2 separate regions of the Mus musculus genome follow, and region 1 is linked to region 2. Evidence: chromatin contacts called from ENCODE Hi-C or POLR2A ChIA-PET data. All regions are on one chromosome and are shown on one strand. Each heading gives the region's core, a stretch centred on a gene start or an enhancer-like site at or near the end of the contact. The rest is flanking DNA. Distances are from core to core; before and after follow the strand shown. Region 1 overlaps Gm12052 (predicted gene 12052). Region 2 overlaps Gm51939 (a long non-coding RNA gene).

Region 1 (7,213 bases), core at 1,061-3,560, 53 kb before region 2:
AACAGGTTATGATAAGTGGAATCAAGTGACACTCAGTCCTCTGTGTACAGCGTCTTTCAGCCAGTGTGGTCTATGCATTCTGTATGAGATCTGTTCCTTTTGGTTTGTGGATAATAATCTACTCACATACATTGCATTTCCATGCACTGTTGACCATGGGTTCTGGGCTGTAGCTATTATGTACAAAGCATGTATATTCGTGTAGGTGGTTTTACATACATGTATTTAGTTATCTCAGTTGAATCCTTGTTGTGGACTGGATCTAATGCTATTTGTGTTAATTCAGTTTCCCAAATCACATGGGAACCTGTACGTCTGTCTGTAAGACTCTGAGGGTCCTTGCCCACAGTTGGCTGTAATTGGTAAATAAAGTTGCCAGTGGCCAGTGGCTGGACAGGGAGACAGAGGGGGGAACCTTAGATTTTCCCGGCAAGGGAACCATGGGGAAGCAGGAAAGTCATGCCTAAGAGCTGCAGGAGACGAAGTGTACAGCCATGTAAGCATCTGGGTAGTGACCCAGCTCCTGGCTGCTTAGGGCATATTAAAAATGAGGCTGTGTGTGTGTGTGTGTGTGTGTGTCTTTCATTCGTGAATCTAAAACATTTGGGCAGTGTCTTAGTCAGGGTTTCTATTCCTGCACAAACATCATGACCAAGAAGCAAATTGGGGAGGAAAGGGTTTATTCAGCTTACACTTCCATACTGCTGTTCATCACCAAGGAAGTCAGGACTGGAACTCAAGCAGGTCAGAAAGCAGGAGATGATGCAGAGGCCATGGAGGGATGTTACTTACTGGCTTGCTTCCCCTGGCTTGCTCAGCCTGCTCTCTTATAGAACCAAGACTACCAGCCCAGAGATGGTCCCACCCACAAGGGGCCTTTCCCCCTTGATCACTAATTGAGAAAATGCCTTACAGTTGGATCTCATGGAGGCATTTCCTCAACTGAAGCTCCTTTCTCGGTGATAACTCCAGGTGTGTCAAGTTGACACAAAACTAGCCAGTACAGGCAGGTATCGAGGAGTGCGCTGTGCGAGCACCCGCAGTGGAGTTTAGATCGAATGAACCTTCTAATGGCTTCAATCCCTGGCAGCTACTCCTGGGAACACAGTGCCGAGTGATCCGGTTATGTATGCTCAGTTTTAAAAGAAATTGCCAAGCTACTTTCCAGGTTGGGTATGCCATAGAGTCCCTCCAACAGTGTGTGCGGACTGGGCTTCTCCAAGTCATCAAAAAAGCAAAATAAACAAACAACAACAAACAAACAAGAAACTGCTTGCCCCTGTCACTTTGACTGTAGCTGCCCAGCAGGTGTGAAATCTGTTCTTCGTTGCTGTTGTTTGTTTGTTTGTTGCATGTCTACGGGCTAGTCTTTTTGATGTGTTCCTTGTCTTCTCTGCTACCCTATCTAAGAATTTGCCAGCAATATTTTAAAGCTCAGGAGATGGCAGATAAAACTCCCTGGGGATGGAAATGGGGTTTGTCTTGTTCATTAGCCACTTAATTCTAAGAACTCACTACTGAGTGGGAAGCAACACATTACCTCAGTGCTGCTGCTTTTTTAAAAAAGCTACAAACTCAATACCTCAAAACAGCACACATTTATTCTTTTAAAGTTCTTGACACCAGAGTTTGGAATTTCATTGGGTCCAAATCAGTCAGGGGAGACTCTGGGCACTGTAGAGGGAATCTGTTCTCTCCTGACTCTCTCCTTCTCTCCTCAGGTCCTCCTGCAAGATGGCTTGCCTTCTGTTCTGTAGTGAAATAAATATTCCTTTACCTCACTTCCCCTTTGGTGATATACCTGATTACATGTAGAATCTACCTAAATAATCGAGGGTAACACACTCTAGGTTTCTTTTGCCATTTAAAGAAACTTCCTGGGATTAGGCCGTGAATATCTCTGGGGTATTTCAGCTGACTACCCCAGAGATAGGTCAGCAATCTGTCTGCATGAGGAGGCCTCTGAGGTTTAGGTTTGGAGTTGGTTGGTTCGGACAACGGTTCCTGTTGAGGGGTCTTCTGGAGGCTCAGGTAGGTCCTAGAGGCATGCTGATTTGGGCTCCATAGCCCTTACGGCTCCTCTCACTCTTTTTCCTAGAAACAAGAGGAGCGGACAGCACTTGGGCAGCCACCGGGTGGTGGAGGGGCCTCTGATGGTGCCCAACATCCTGGCCCTAGTCTTCTACCACCCACGCTTACTACACAGCAACCCCTTTCCCATCCCCATCTCCTTACCCTTACCCTTACACTTGCCGCCCCTTGGGAGTCGGCCACGCTGCAATCTCTCAGGTGGCCAGCAGGGGTCAGCATCCCCGCGCAGAGGGTCTCGAGGCTGCGATGGGTGGAGCAGGGCTCGGTGGTGTCCTCCTGCCACCTCTGGTACAGGTCCTGAGTACAGCCAATGTGTCTCCACTGCTTACCCGCTCTCTTCTCTTCGCTTTCCACCTACGAGAAGGCGGCTCCCTCGGGGTCAGCTTGGAGGAAGCTAGCCTCCACAGAAGAGCCGGGAAGGAGGACCAGAGGCACCGGAAGCCCAGAGGCCTTCCTGAGAGCAGGAAGCTGTTAGATTTAGAATGAATTTTCTCCCAAGTGTCTCAGATTGTTGGCCAAAGTTACTCTGATTCTAACGTCCCGTGGTTCCTCGTCCAGCTGGTGGGTTTGGGTGGAGCCTGGTGGAATGCTTGGGCCAGTGCCTCGGGTCTGCAGTAAGAGAGCCTGGCAAAGCCAGGCATTAAAACCTCAGCCCAATTACGTTCTTTTCCACTTGTGTCCTTCCTAATTAAAGGAGGCCCTCTTGATGCCAGCATGGAATGCTGCAGACAAGGAGAAACTAAATTCTGGTCTCGAACTCAACAGCCTGTCTTTAAAGCAGATTCATTATTCACGATGAATAAAAAGTAGCTATAAACACTTGTGTATGGTGGTATGGATATACATTTCCGTAGTTGGGAATGTCATGTGTTTTTCTTGCTTGTAGAATTTCTGATTGAAAATCTTTAAGATAGTTGGAAAACAACACAGGTATCGTGGACTGAGTGGTTGTTTTGTATCAGGCAGAATATGTGTCTGAAAGGGGCGGGAGGGTCTTCCGGTCCACCCTGACTTTGGGAAGCTGCAGCATACTAGCTCTGTAGGGCATTCGGTGCTGCAGCAAAGACAGCCCTGAGAGAGACCCTTGGTGGATGGCCCTTTACTGTATGCCTGAAATCTGCATCAGCTTGGTCTAGGAGGCTTGTCTCTTTGGAATTTCTTTGTGGTGACATGGTCAAATCAAAGACATGCAGAGCCAGGCCCCGTCTTAGCTGTCCTGGGTTGCATCTAACTGAGTCCCCCATTTCCCTGACCATGTTTCCTGACTACCTCAGTCTATGGAATGTTGACTTTGTTCTTCAGCTCATTTTCTTCACCTTTACAAGAGATGTTTGTAACAGAGTAAAGCGGGGCTAACTAACACTTTCTAGTACCTCAAACAATTGCCACACTGCCAGATATACTTGTTTCACAGGATCATCTGCAATGCTAAATTTCCTTTTTATGTCATCCGTGGAAGCTCCTAACCAAAGGGGGATGGAGAATACTCACGAGTCTGAGTGATGTTGCATGTCATTGTGTGGTCTCACTATAAGCACTTCTGAGGGCTAAGCTTTCTCAGGTCCTGATGAAATAGCTCTCTAAGACAAACAAAGCAACAAAACAACTCATAGAGCCAAAATACTAACAATCAGCAACAACAGGCTCGATATTGTTAAGGTAAGTTACTGAATGCTGACATTCACAACAGAACATAGACAAGTATCTGTAATTAACCAGGTCAAAAAAAAAAAAAAAAAAAAAAAACCTGTTTACTTTCGCCTCAGGAAAGACTTTATTTATTTATTTATTTGTTTGTTTATTTGTTTATTTATTTATGTGCACCAGGCTAGGAATAGCATTTACTGCCCTGGAATGTTCTCATTCAATTCTCATGACACACGCGTGTAGAAATGATTGGTGTATACATATTATACGTGATGAGCAGATGAGCTTCTTCCCCCCCCCCCCCCCCCCCCCGAGACAGGGTTTCTCTGTGTAGCCCTAGCTGTCCTGGAACTCACTTTGTAGACCAGGCTGGCCTCGAACTCAGAAACCTGCCTGCCTCTGCCTCCCGAGTGCTGGGATTAAAGGCATGGCCACCACTGCCTGGTTCAGATGAGCTTTTGTTTTCTTTGCTTGCTATAATTGAGATGAGCTATTGATAGGGAGTCCACGCACAGCCACCAGTGAGGGTGGCTGCTGAGTTTTGGTCTCTCAGTCATCCAGCTTCTTGGTTCTTTCTGTCGCAGTGTTTCCACATTTTGTCCAAATGTTTGAGAGTCATCCATCACCTTTATCCACTAACCCTCTCTCTTTCTATAATACTAAAGAGTTCACCATTATGTTTCCTTTCCTGGAGGATCCTGGGCTTCTCACCTGAACAGGGGACGGCACTGTATCTTCTTTTATTTTTATTCACCTTGCTTCTAAAACGTTGCTTGGAGTCCATCAGATGGTCCAGTGACAGGTACTGTGGACCTGAAGGTTGCCATTCCACAGTGCTATCCTGAGGTCAAGTCCTGTTAGTGTGGGCTGCTGCTGATCCACTTCAGGACCAATGGTTCTAAGTAGCACCATTAGCATCAAAGCCTGAGGCCCTATGACTTCTCCCTAGTAGAAAAGCCTGTCACGCGGGTGTAGAATAGATCTCTCCTGCACTCCTGTTCTTCTATGTATCAAGGTCCCTCATTAGCACTCTCTTTGGTGAGATATACGAATCCCTCTAGGGACTCTTTCTTAAGTCACACTTCCTTAATGACTACCAACTGTGCGCACAATTATTGTGGTATTGTCTATCTTTCTGGAAAAATTTTCTCCCCTGATCACCAAATAATAGTCTCATTATATTTGCTATATAATAGAAGATTCTCACTCAATTTGAAGATTAGGGAAAAAGTGGAATCAGTAAGAATTCCTAACTGCAGTAAGAATTGTTACTACTTATGCTTCATCTTTGGTGTGCCTTTAGAAATCATCCAATACCAATCTGTGAATAATTTAATATTGCTGGAAAATAATATTGTGGTGTGTTGTTTACAGAATAATTAATGGCCTCTACCAGTCAGCAATGTAGAATATTGGTGGTTTATATAAAGCAGTAAGTCAATTTTTAGACCTTTTGGACTGGATATATTGTCTCATATATGTCTTATAGTTCTACTTTTAATTTAATGGGTACTTGTTAGGTATCAGGCACTTAGAACAAAGGCAAGAGATTTTGCCCTTGTATTTGCCTTGCAGAAAATATTTATTAAAGTGGCTAACAAGGTAGTGGAGGCAGAAGACACCTTTGGGAGATAAAAGCCCCACACAGTGGGTTCCAGTGAGATTCAGAGTCAAGGTTAAGGAGTGTGATTTCCCAGAGTGGAGCTGGGCTCTGTGGTGTCTATCTCTCTCCTTCATGAGTTCCTATCAGGACTCTTGCTGTTGGACTAAACGGGATTTGGGAGAACACCAAGTATTTTGAGGGTACAAGCTCAAAGGAGCATGTTTGGTTTGGTTGGGAGGTGAGATGAACAGGCCAGGGCCCAGGTGGTGAAGATCCAGGTAAGTAGACATTAAACACAAGCAGATAGCACAGTTCACTGGGGTTCCCATGTCCAGTGTTGGTTGTTTTGGTTCCCTGAGGCTGAAGTCTTCTTTGCATACCTGTGACTGGCCAATGGGAGTAGGCAACCTTGCCTCTCTTATCCCACACAAACAGGTAAGGGTTCACTGAAAAAAAAAAAATGGTCACTTCCCCTCTACTAGATCAAGGAACTTGTCCTCATCAAGGAAATCTGTGAAAGACCCCAGAGGTAACCAAATCCACTGCTGGTTAAAGTGTGTCCCCAAGCAGAGGGACAACCCATAGTCATCTGGGGCATTTGTTAGCTAAGACACACATGACCCTCATTCCAGAACTCCGGAACCCACTCTCTGGCGTGGACCTGATCCACCATTACACTGCCTCTCAGGAGTATTCAAACTGCAAGCTTGAAACCAGACTTTTGCTCCATGTTTCATCCAGGAGGTCTGGGACCTGCTGGGTAGAACTGATACTGTTTGTAATGGCTGAGCTGGAGTGGCAGGACAGGACGACTCCTGGTGCAGCATTACCCAGGCCTCAAGATGTTTCCTCTGACTGTGGACACCTGGAGTTCTCACTCTGGCCATCTGGCCCTGAAGAGGTCAGCTCAGGAACTTTGGAAAATTCCACCAGACCCCTCCCTTCCTAGAAGAGAAAGGTCATAGAGCACAGAGGCACCCCTCCTCTCTGGAAGGGAGAGGCTAATTACATTCCTCAGACCCCAGGGGGTAGGTGGTGGTGGGGACTAACCATCAGCCACCTCCGGGTGTGGGAGGCCCAGAGCACGTAGACAAATTCCACAGGACAGACTGACCATTGGCCACCTACAGACAAGGGAAGTCCTTACCACCCCATTCCCTAAAGACCAATCAGGTTAAAAGTCATACTGTTCTGCCAATCACATTGTGCCTAATGGCTGCTGCACAGAAAACTATATAAAAACTCACCAAATGGGCTGTTCTCTCACTCTCCTTTATGTGCAGGGCAATACCAGCATGCTGGAACAATAAAATTTTTCTTGCTTTTGCATCGATTCTCTGCTCAAAGTTGTTCACATCTTCCTGCCCTGACTCGTTCTTTTTCCCTCTATGTAACTGAAAAAGAGGAATTTGCCCTTGGAGTCTTAGGTCACCAACTGGGACCTTCTTTTGCACCTGTAGTATACTTGTCAAAGAAACTAGATCTAACCATCTAGGAATGGGCACGTTGTATCTGTACCTTAGCAGCCACTGAACTCCTTATTCGAGAGTCAAAAAAACTAACCTTTGGGTCGCCTATAACTGTATTCTCATAACTTGTCACAGCTCCTAACATATAAAGGCTTACAGACTCTACCTCCCTCCAGGGTTCTTTCTCTTCAGGTAGCTCTAATAGAAGACACCACACTCACTTTCCAATCATATCTGCCTCTTAATATTTTCAATCTTCCTCGACCAAATACTGACCACTCCCGATCTCACTCCTGCACTGAAACTTCAGAGGAACTATTACCTCATCCTTCACACATAAAGGAGGGCACATTGCTTCAGGCCATCTACACCTGGTATACAGATGGCAGCTCCTTTTTACATG
Region 2 (7,392 bases), core at 4,746-7,245:
GATCAATTTGATTATTTAATTGGGTACTACTATACTCATGTGCTTGTAAGTTTGAATTCTTGCTTTTCAGTTTGTGGAAATATTTGGAAAGGATTAGGAGGTGTGGCTTTGTGGGAAGAGGTGTGTCACTGAGGGTGGGTTTGAACTTTCAAAAGACTCCTGATTTCAGTTCTTTCTTGATATTTCATGGTTGTGGATCAATATGTGAGCTCTTAGCTGTACCTTTAACACAACCATGACTCTAACCCTCTAAAACTATAAGCAAAATTAAACACCTTCTTTTATAACTTTCCTTGATCATAGTATTTTATCACAGCATTAGCAACTAAGACATATAGTATTTACAGACTTTGTCAGCAAGTGAATTTGACAATATTCTTTTCCTGTTTCAGTACAGCTAATTCACAATGAAAGAGCCCTGTGACCTACTTATAAGCTTCTGGTTTTGTCTTTTTAGCAAACATATACAGCAAGATTTACCTAGCTGTTATCCTTGTTTTGTTTTGAGTTAGTCTTACATGTAGCCAAGGATTTCCTAAAACTTTCCATCTATCCCTATCTGAGAGTCCACTGCCTCTGGAGTGCTAGAACTAGAGGTGAAGACTGCCATGCTCTAAAGTTATCATGCTTTCTACTCTAAAGCCACTCTTTACCCTTTTCTAAGCTTAATGTTATGCTTTGAGTGGGAGATGTCCTCCACAGGTTTGTGTTGGTCCCTGTACTGGCTAGTTTTGTGTCAACTTGACACAGCTGGAGTTATCATAGAGAAAGGAGCTTCAGTTGAGGAAATGCCTCCATGAGATCCAACTGTAAGGCATTTTCTCATTTAGTGATCAAGGGGGAAAGGCCCCTTGTGGGTGGGACCATCTCTGGGCTGGTAGTCTTGGGTTCTATAAGAGAGCAGGCTGAGCAAGCCAGGTGAGGCAAGCCAGTAAAGAACATCCCTCCATGGCCTCTGCATCAACTCCTGCTTCCTGACCTGCTTGAGTTCCAGTCCTGGCTTCCTTGGTGATGAACAGCAGTATGGAAGTGTAAGCCGAATAAACCCTTTCCTCCCCAACTTGTTTCTTGCTCATATGTTTGTGCAGGAATAGAAACCCTGACTAAGACAAATTGGTACCAGGAGTGGGGTATTCCTGAGACAACCTGACCATGTTTTGGGGAGGTCTGTGGAAGGACTTTGGAACTTTGGGTTTGAAGATCCATTCCTTGTTAATAGCTCTGTTAGATGTTTTGTAGGAGCTTGGAAGATAATGTTGAGAACAGTGCAGAAGATGGAGGCCTGGCTTGTGAAATTTCAGAGGGAAAATTAAAGACTCTTTTCAGGGCCATTCCTGTTTTGATTGTGAAGATTCTGTAGTTCTGGTTAGCTGGGGCTGAAGAATTAGCTGTGATTAACAAGATACCAGAACTACTAAAGCAAAAACTTTGCATTACTGGGACTATTGATGCTGGTTAGCTGGAGCTAAGAAAGTAGGAGTGATTAAGAAGAGACCAGCATCATTGAGGTGACATCTTCTGGGAAGTGTTTTCTGAGAGCACAGTGGCTGTGTTCCAGATATAGCCAAAGTTGTACATTGTGCTGTGGCTGGACTTGGTAATGTGTAAGGGTCACCTAGGTGGTACTGGTTTTGAAGGCATGAAGGAGTTGAGCAGAGCAGCTGAGGCTTGGCACTGTGAGAGGCCATGGAAGGCCATTGGTGAAGGTGCACTGCAGTTGCAATTGAAGGCCCAGGACTGAAGGGGTCATGCAGTGTTTTGGAGATGCCAGTACCATGAGATGACCACCAAGAGCAGCAGCAGCAGTGGAGTACAGGCATCTGGAGCCTAGAGGACGATGCGTGTGCTACAAAGGGCATGGCTGGAGAAGTGACCCAAGCCCTTGGAGGAGCCCAGAAGATTGTGAGTTGGATCCCAGACATTGGAAGGTTGGAGATTGATTTTTGCTTTTGATTGTGACTGTGCCCTGATATTTTCCCTCTTGAAGGAAGAAACTATTTTAGTGGAGCCCACAGTTAAGAGACTTTTAATTGTAAAAAGACTTTGGATTTTAAAAGAGATGGATATTTTAAAGATTGAAATTTTAAGAATATGTAAAGACTGTGGGACTTTTAAAGTTATTTAGATCTTGGGGATGAATAAGATTGTAAGGGTTGAGGCTTATTAGTGATGTTTTTGTGTGTCAAGTTGACAAGGGGTCAATTGTACTGGCTAGTTTTGTGTCAACTTGACACAGCTGGAGTTATCACAGAGAAAGGAGCTTCAGTTGAGGAAATGCCTCCATGAGATCCAACTGTAAGGCATTTTCTCATTTAGTGATCAAGGGGGAAAGGCCCCTTGTGGGTGGGACCATCTCTGGGCTGGTAGTCTTGGGTTCTATAAGAGAGCAGGCTGAGCAAGCCAGGTGAGGCAAGCCAGTAAAGAACATCCCTCCATGGCCTCTGCATCAGCTCCTGCTTCCTGACCTGCTTGAGTTCCAGTCCTGGCTTCCTTGGTGATGAACAGCAGTATGGAAGTGTAAGCCGAATAAACCCTTTCCTTCCCAACTTGTTTCTTGCTCATGATGTTTGTGCAGGAATAGAAACTCTGACTAAGACAGTCCCTAGCTTGTGACATTGCTTTGGGAAGGTGTTGGGACATGGAACATGGCTGGAATAGGTAGAACTGTAGAGTAGACCTGAGGGTTATATTGTTATACCTAGAATTTATTCTTTCTGCTTCCTGATACTCAGAGGCCCAAGAAGCAATGATGCTAGTTCCTTCCATCACAAACTCAGTCTGTCTCAGCCACCATGTCCTTCCTGCAATGGTAGAGTTAAATTGTGAGCCAAATTAAATCTTTCCTTTCTCCCTTAAGTTGATTTTGTCATGTATTTTGTAACAGTAATGAAATAAGCTTAGTCAAACTCTGACCTTCTTCAAGGGTTTCATTCTCCAGTGGTCCTATAAATACTTCTCAAGGCAGTTGGGGGTGGGAGGCAGAACCATCCAATAGATCTTTGTGCAAAGGTGGAACCACATTAGCAGCCACAGGGGACGTTGAACTTGAAACGTGAGGAGTTGGCATTTTAATTTCATTTACATTTATGGAATTTAAATTGAAAATGTTTCATGTTGTTGGATTTCACTCTAGCTTCCCTTGGATTCTTAGTGCTTGTAATCTCTGACTGAGTTCAGATGAAACACAGAATTTGGTGTAGAAGACAAAGTTTATTATAACACAAGGTACTCTCAAGGATGAGAGTGGTCAATGATCGGAGGGTGTGGTATTATTTCTAAAGTCTCTGGAATAAGAAGCTTGCTGAGAGGTGTTTTTCCATCCAGATGGTCGACAGGCACATTTGGATGACATCTTAAGGAGGGCACAATGGTTCATCTTTTTTCTTTACCAGAAGCTCCTGTTTTAGCCTCATAACCTTCCTGGCAGTTCAGGAAGTGGTATCTCTATCCAAGGCCAGCGATAGAACTCAAATCCCATTCTTCCAACTAAAAGTCATCTAACAGAACAGATTTAAAATAATCTAAATAATTTAAAATCAATAAAGTAGCCATGGTTTACCAAGAGCCTCTCTCTCTCTCTCTCTCTCTCTCTCTCTCTCTCTCTCTCTCTCAATCTCTCTCTCTCTAAGTTGTGTGTATGATGAATGTACACATGTGTGGGAGTGGAGCATACTAACCTGTGTGTACCTCAGGGGAGGGCAAGTCAACATTAGGGATCCTCTTCTGTTTCTCTCCACATTATTTTTAAAATTACATCTCTCTTCTCTCTCTCTCTCTCTCTCTCTCTCTCTCTCTCTCTCTCTCTCTCTCTCTCTCTCTCTCTCTCTCCTTATTTAGTGTTGAGTACCCATGCAGAATTCAGAGGATTACTTTTGGTCCTTGTGGTGATTTGAGTGATAATGTCCCTGTCTTAGTTAAGGTTTTACTGCTCTGCACAGACACCATGACCAAGGCAATGACAACATTTAATCAGGGCTCATTCTCCCAAACATGGTCAGACCTATCACAGCAATACCCCATTCCTGGTACCAACTTTTGTCTTAGGGTTTTACTGCTGTGAACAAACACCATGACCATGACCAAGGGAACTTTTTTTTTTTTTTTGATTGGTTTTTTTGTTTATTTGTTTGTTTTGTTTTTTTTGAGACAGGTTTTCTCTATGTAGCTCTGGCTGTCCTGGAACTCACTCTGTAGACCAGGCTGGCTTCAAACTCAGAAATCTGCCTGCCTCTGCCTCCCAAGTGCTGGGATTAAAGGCATGTGTCACCACCGCCCGGCTTCCAAGGAAACTCTTATAAGGACAACATTTAATTGGGGCTGGCTTACAGGTTCAGAGGTTCACCCCATTATCATCAAGGTGGGAACATAGCAGCATCCAGGCAGGCATGGTGCAGGAGGAGCTGAAAGTTCTATCACCAGGGAGTGGCACTATTTGAAAGTGAGGGGGACTCTGCAAGTGTCAAGACAGGAAAATGTACCTCAAACAAGAATGAAAACTTGGTTCAGATTGACTTTATCAACCTGGATCAAACTTGGGGAGTCTGAGGCCAGGCAGTTCATTACCAGCACATCTAAAGACTGTGCAATTTGGGGGAAGGTTTGTAGGGTAACAACCATTCCAATTACAGGTGCACAATAAAACTTAGGGTATGACTACATAGAAACTCTATTGCAAAGTACATATGACCATCAGGGTGGGTTCTGCAGCTTAAAGGCCTAGAATCTAGTGTGGTTTCTGACTGAGACAGCATAGAGCTTTGCAATAATTAATATAAATATATGAATAGATCAATACAATAGCTGTTTTTCTTTATCCTAGCTAGCTCCCCAATAACAGCACCAAGAAACCAAGATTTATTTAATCAAGCTTTACTGCAATACCTTGGCAGTCATCAATCTATTTTAATCCTTCAAGCTAATCTGGCTACCTCCCAGCCCAAATCCCCAAGATACTTGTATTTTAGTATTGGTCTGGCTCTCTGGGCTTCAGATGAATTTTCCCATAATTTCTTCTCTTGCCCTCCTCATGGCTGAATCTGCCTTACTCTTCTCTCTCTCCCCATCTCCCACCTAGTGGAAGTTCCACCCTATTCTCTCTTCTACTAAGCCATTTTAATTGACAAGGCAGAGAACAAAAGGTAAGCATTGCTTACACAAACTTGAGACAGGAGACTCTTTACATAAGCGTTACAATGCTGTTTCTGGATTGAAACAAGATATGAGGGACAAGTTTTGGATAACACAAGAAGATAATCTTTACACAGTGTACAAGAACATTATGCCAACAGAGGTCAGCAGGAGATGTGACATCTCCCTTAAAGATGGAGTCTATTAACTAGGAGCTAAAGATGAAGGTCAAGGGAGGGAGAGTCTAGGATAAACATTCTGGGTGAGGTCTGCCTCCACAGTTAGCAGAAAGGTCACCAGGTCTTAACAATGACTGCTCCCAGCGTTCTGGGCAGAAGGTATCCCCCTCCTCCTTTGAGGAGAAGCCCCAATACATTTAACATTCCTGGTGCTTTGTGGGTATCAGGACCTTGGTGCCTGAGCACAAAAGGTGTAGGGGGTATAAGTTGGTGGAAGTGTGTCACTGGAGCTGGGCCTTTGGTTTTCAGAAGCCTATGTCAAGCCTAGAGTCTCAGTCTTTCAGACTCCATCCTCTGAGGGCCAATGCCTCTGTGCCACCTGCAATGGATCTGCATGAAATTATCCTACCAAATTAGTGTTTAATCTTACATGTTGGATTTTTTTCTCTACTTCCATTTTTGTTGCCCAAACCTATTGCATCTCCAAACTCACCCCAGACAATTACATAGTTCAGTGTCCTGAAATGTGCCCTCCTTAGTTTAAAAACCTGCCGATTTTCGAAAGGAAGTGTTCCAGAGTGTGCGTCAGAATTGCTCAGAAATGATCCTGCAAGCCTGACTGGGCATTCAGAGAGCAAGAAACTGCAGGAAAGGGGACTCTGCATGGCAGGGTTTTCATGCCAGGATCAGGCTGTTGGCAGAAGAACAGAGCTGGGACCTGGAAACATGGTCAGAAATCAGTTTGGCTTTGACTCAGCATTGGAAATCCCTCAGGCTTTTCATCTTGAACAGACTTTGGGTCAAGACAGAAATAAAATTTTAATGCATTAGCCAGAGAAAAACAATTTTCAAACCTGGCCTTTCCCTGCCTCTCTCCCTAGAGGCCCACTGACTGCTATGTGGAGTACAGATGCTCTTCCAGCAGGGAAGGGTAAAGGCGAAGTTGTTCGTTTCTTCTCTGCTATTCGTTTCCTCTCTGCTATTCGTGATCTGGAACCTCGGAGCTTGAGAAGAGTCTAGAGACATTCCCTGGCTGGAGACAGACAGCACAGCCCTCTTGGTGAGCTTCAGGCCTCATCACCAGGAGAATGACCTCGAAAGCAGGTTGGAAGAGAAGGTAGAAGTCACCCAGAGAGACAAAGTGGGTGCTGCTTTTGTGGAGGCGACGAGGATGCAAAGGACCTCATCTTAGTAATAGTGAGGTACCGTGGCTGTGAGCACCACCTGGGATCCTGGAAGCAGGAGCTGTGCCCTCCGGCTAGATGATTTGCTGTTGTCTGGCCCATTTTTTTTTTTTTCTTATCAGATATTAGGGAAGTGCTTGTTCTATGTTACAGTATACACATAAATCCTTGCTTTGATCCTTGTACGTCAGTCATTTTAATAATTGTATTCGTTTCTGATAGCCATGAACAGACTGGGTAGCCATTTGTGATAGTTCTGGAGACCGATGGTCCCAAGTGTCTGGGTGAAAATCACTTAGGTGGCTGCCACCTCCCCTCCTGGAGTGCCTCGGGAGAGCTTGCTTTCTTACAGGTTTAGATTCTAAAGGTGCCACATTCCTTCGCTTGTGACCCCAGTTTCCAAGCCAGTCACAGCTGGTTGACTCTTCCACAGTTCACTTCATTTTTGTCACCCACCCTCCTGTCTCCTTCTTTTAAGGCTCTCCTGATTGCCTAAACAATCCAAAGTGGCCTTTTCATTTTCAAATCAGCAACCTTCCTTGTGCACACAGCTGTTCTCTTTGCCAGGTAACCTGACACACTCACAGGCTCTGAGGGTTGGGGCGTGATATCTTTAGGGCATTGTTACTTTTGGTTTACCAAGATAGTAAATGCTCACCTTTCTCAAAGCCCCTCTACAGGCTCATCTGACCCTAAAAATGCCTTCGAGGTAGGGACTTGCTCAGGTCTCACCCTGAGCTATTTTGAAATAGAAGGTAGAACATACATGAGGCCACAGCGTTCAGTTCCTTTCAAGACTGTGGGTCTGGAAGATAGTTGTGGGGCAAAGTGTGAGGAAAGCAAGGCTTTGGGTAGGGCTAGCTCATTTGTATTCACTTGTAGAAACTTGACCGGTCCAGGTA

The links. A loop is a pair of places that touch in the nucleus more often than their neighbours do. ChIA-PET counts read pairs that join two places held with the same protein, here RNA polymerase II (POLR2A).
Region 1: a loop to region 2 is called in a map of left cerebral cortex, with 4 times the contacts of the local background. The contact joins two enhancer-like sites. A Hi-C loop is called at or near these places in 1 of 37 maps with a recorded cell type or tissue (left cerebral cortex). POLR2A ChIA-PET finds 5 or more read pairs at or near these places in 4 of 5 experiments (Patski and embryonic stem cell).

The regions. Positions count from the first base shown.
Region 1 is chr11:22,612,859-22,620,071 of GRCm38, reverse strand. It overlaps Gm12052 (predicted gene 12052), which reads right to left. Exons shown (of 5, transcript NR_166746.1): 2 at 6,589-6,735; 3 at 3,583-3,671; 4 at 2,242-2,715; 5 at 1,580-1,751. Among named protein-coding and RNA genes, the nearest start is that of Gm12052, 4.8 kb to the right of the region's middle. Within about 2 kb of position 2,310, at least 3 of the 3 ENCODE cell types and tissues checked have a DNase peak (open chromatin) inside an H3K27ac peak, as active enhancers do.
Region 2 is chr11:22,563,470-22,570,861 of GRCm38, reverse strand. The region is part of intron 1 of Gm51939 (a long non-coding RNA gene); the gene reads left to right. Among named protein-coding and RNA genes, the nearest start is that of Gm51939, 17 kb to the left of the region's middle. Within about 2 kb of position 5,995, at least 1 of the 3 ENCODE cell types and tissues checked has a DNase peak (open chromatin) inside an H3K27ac peak, as active enhancers do.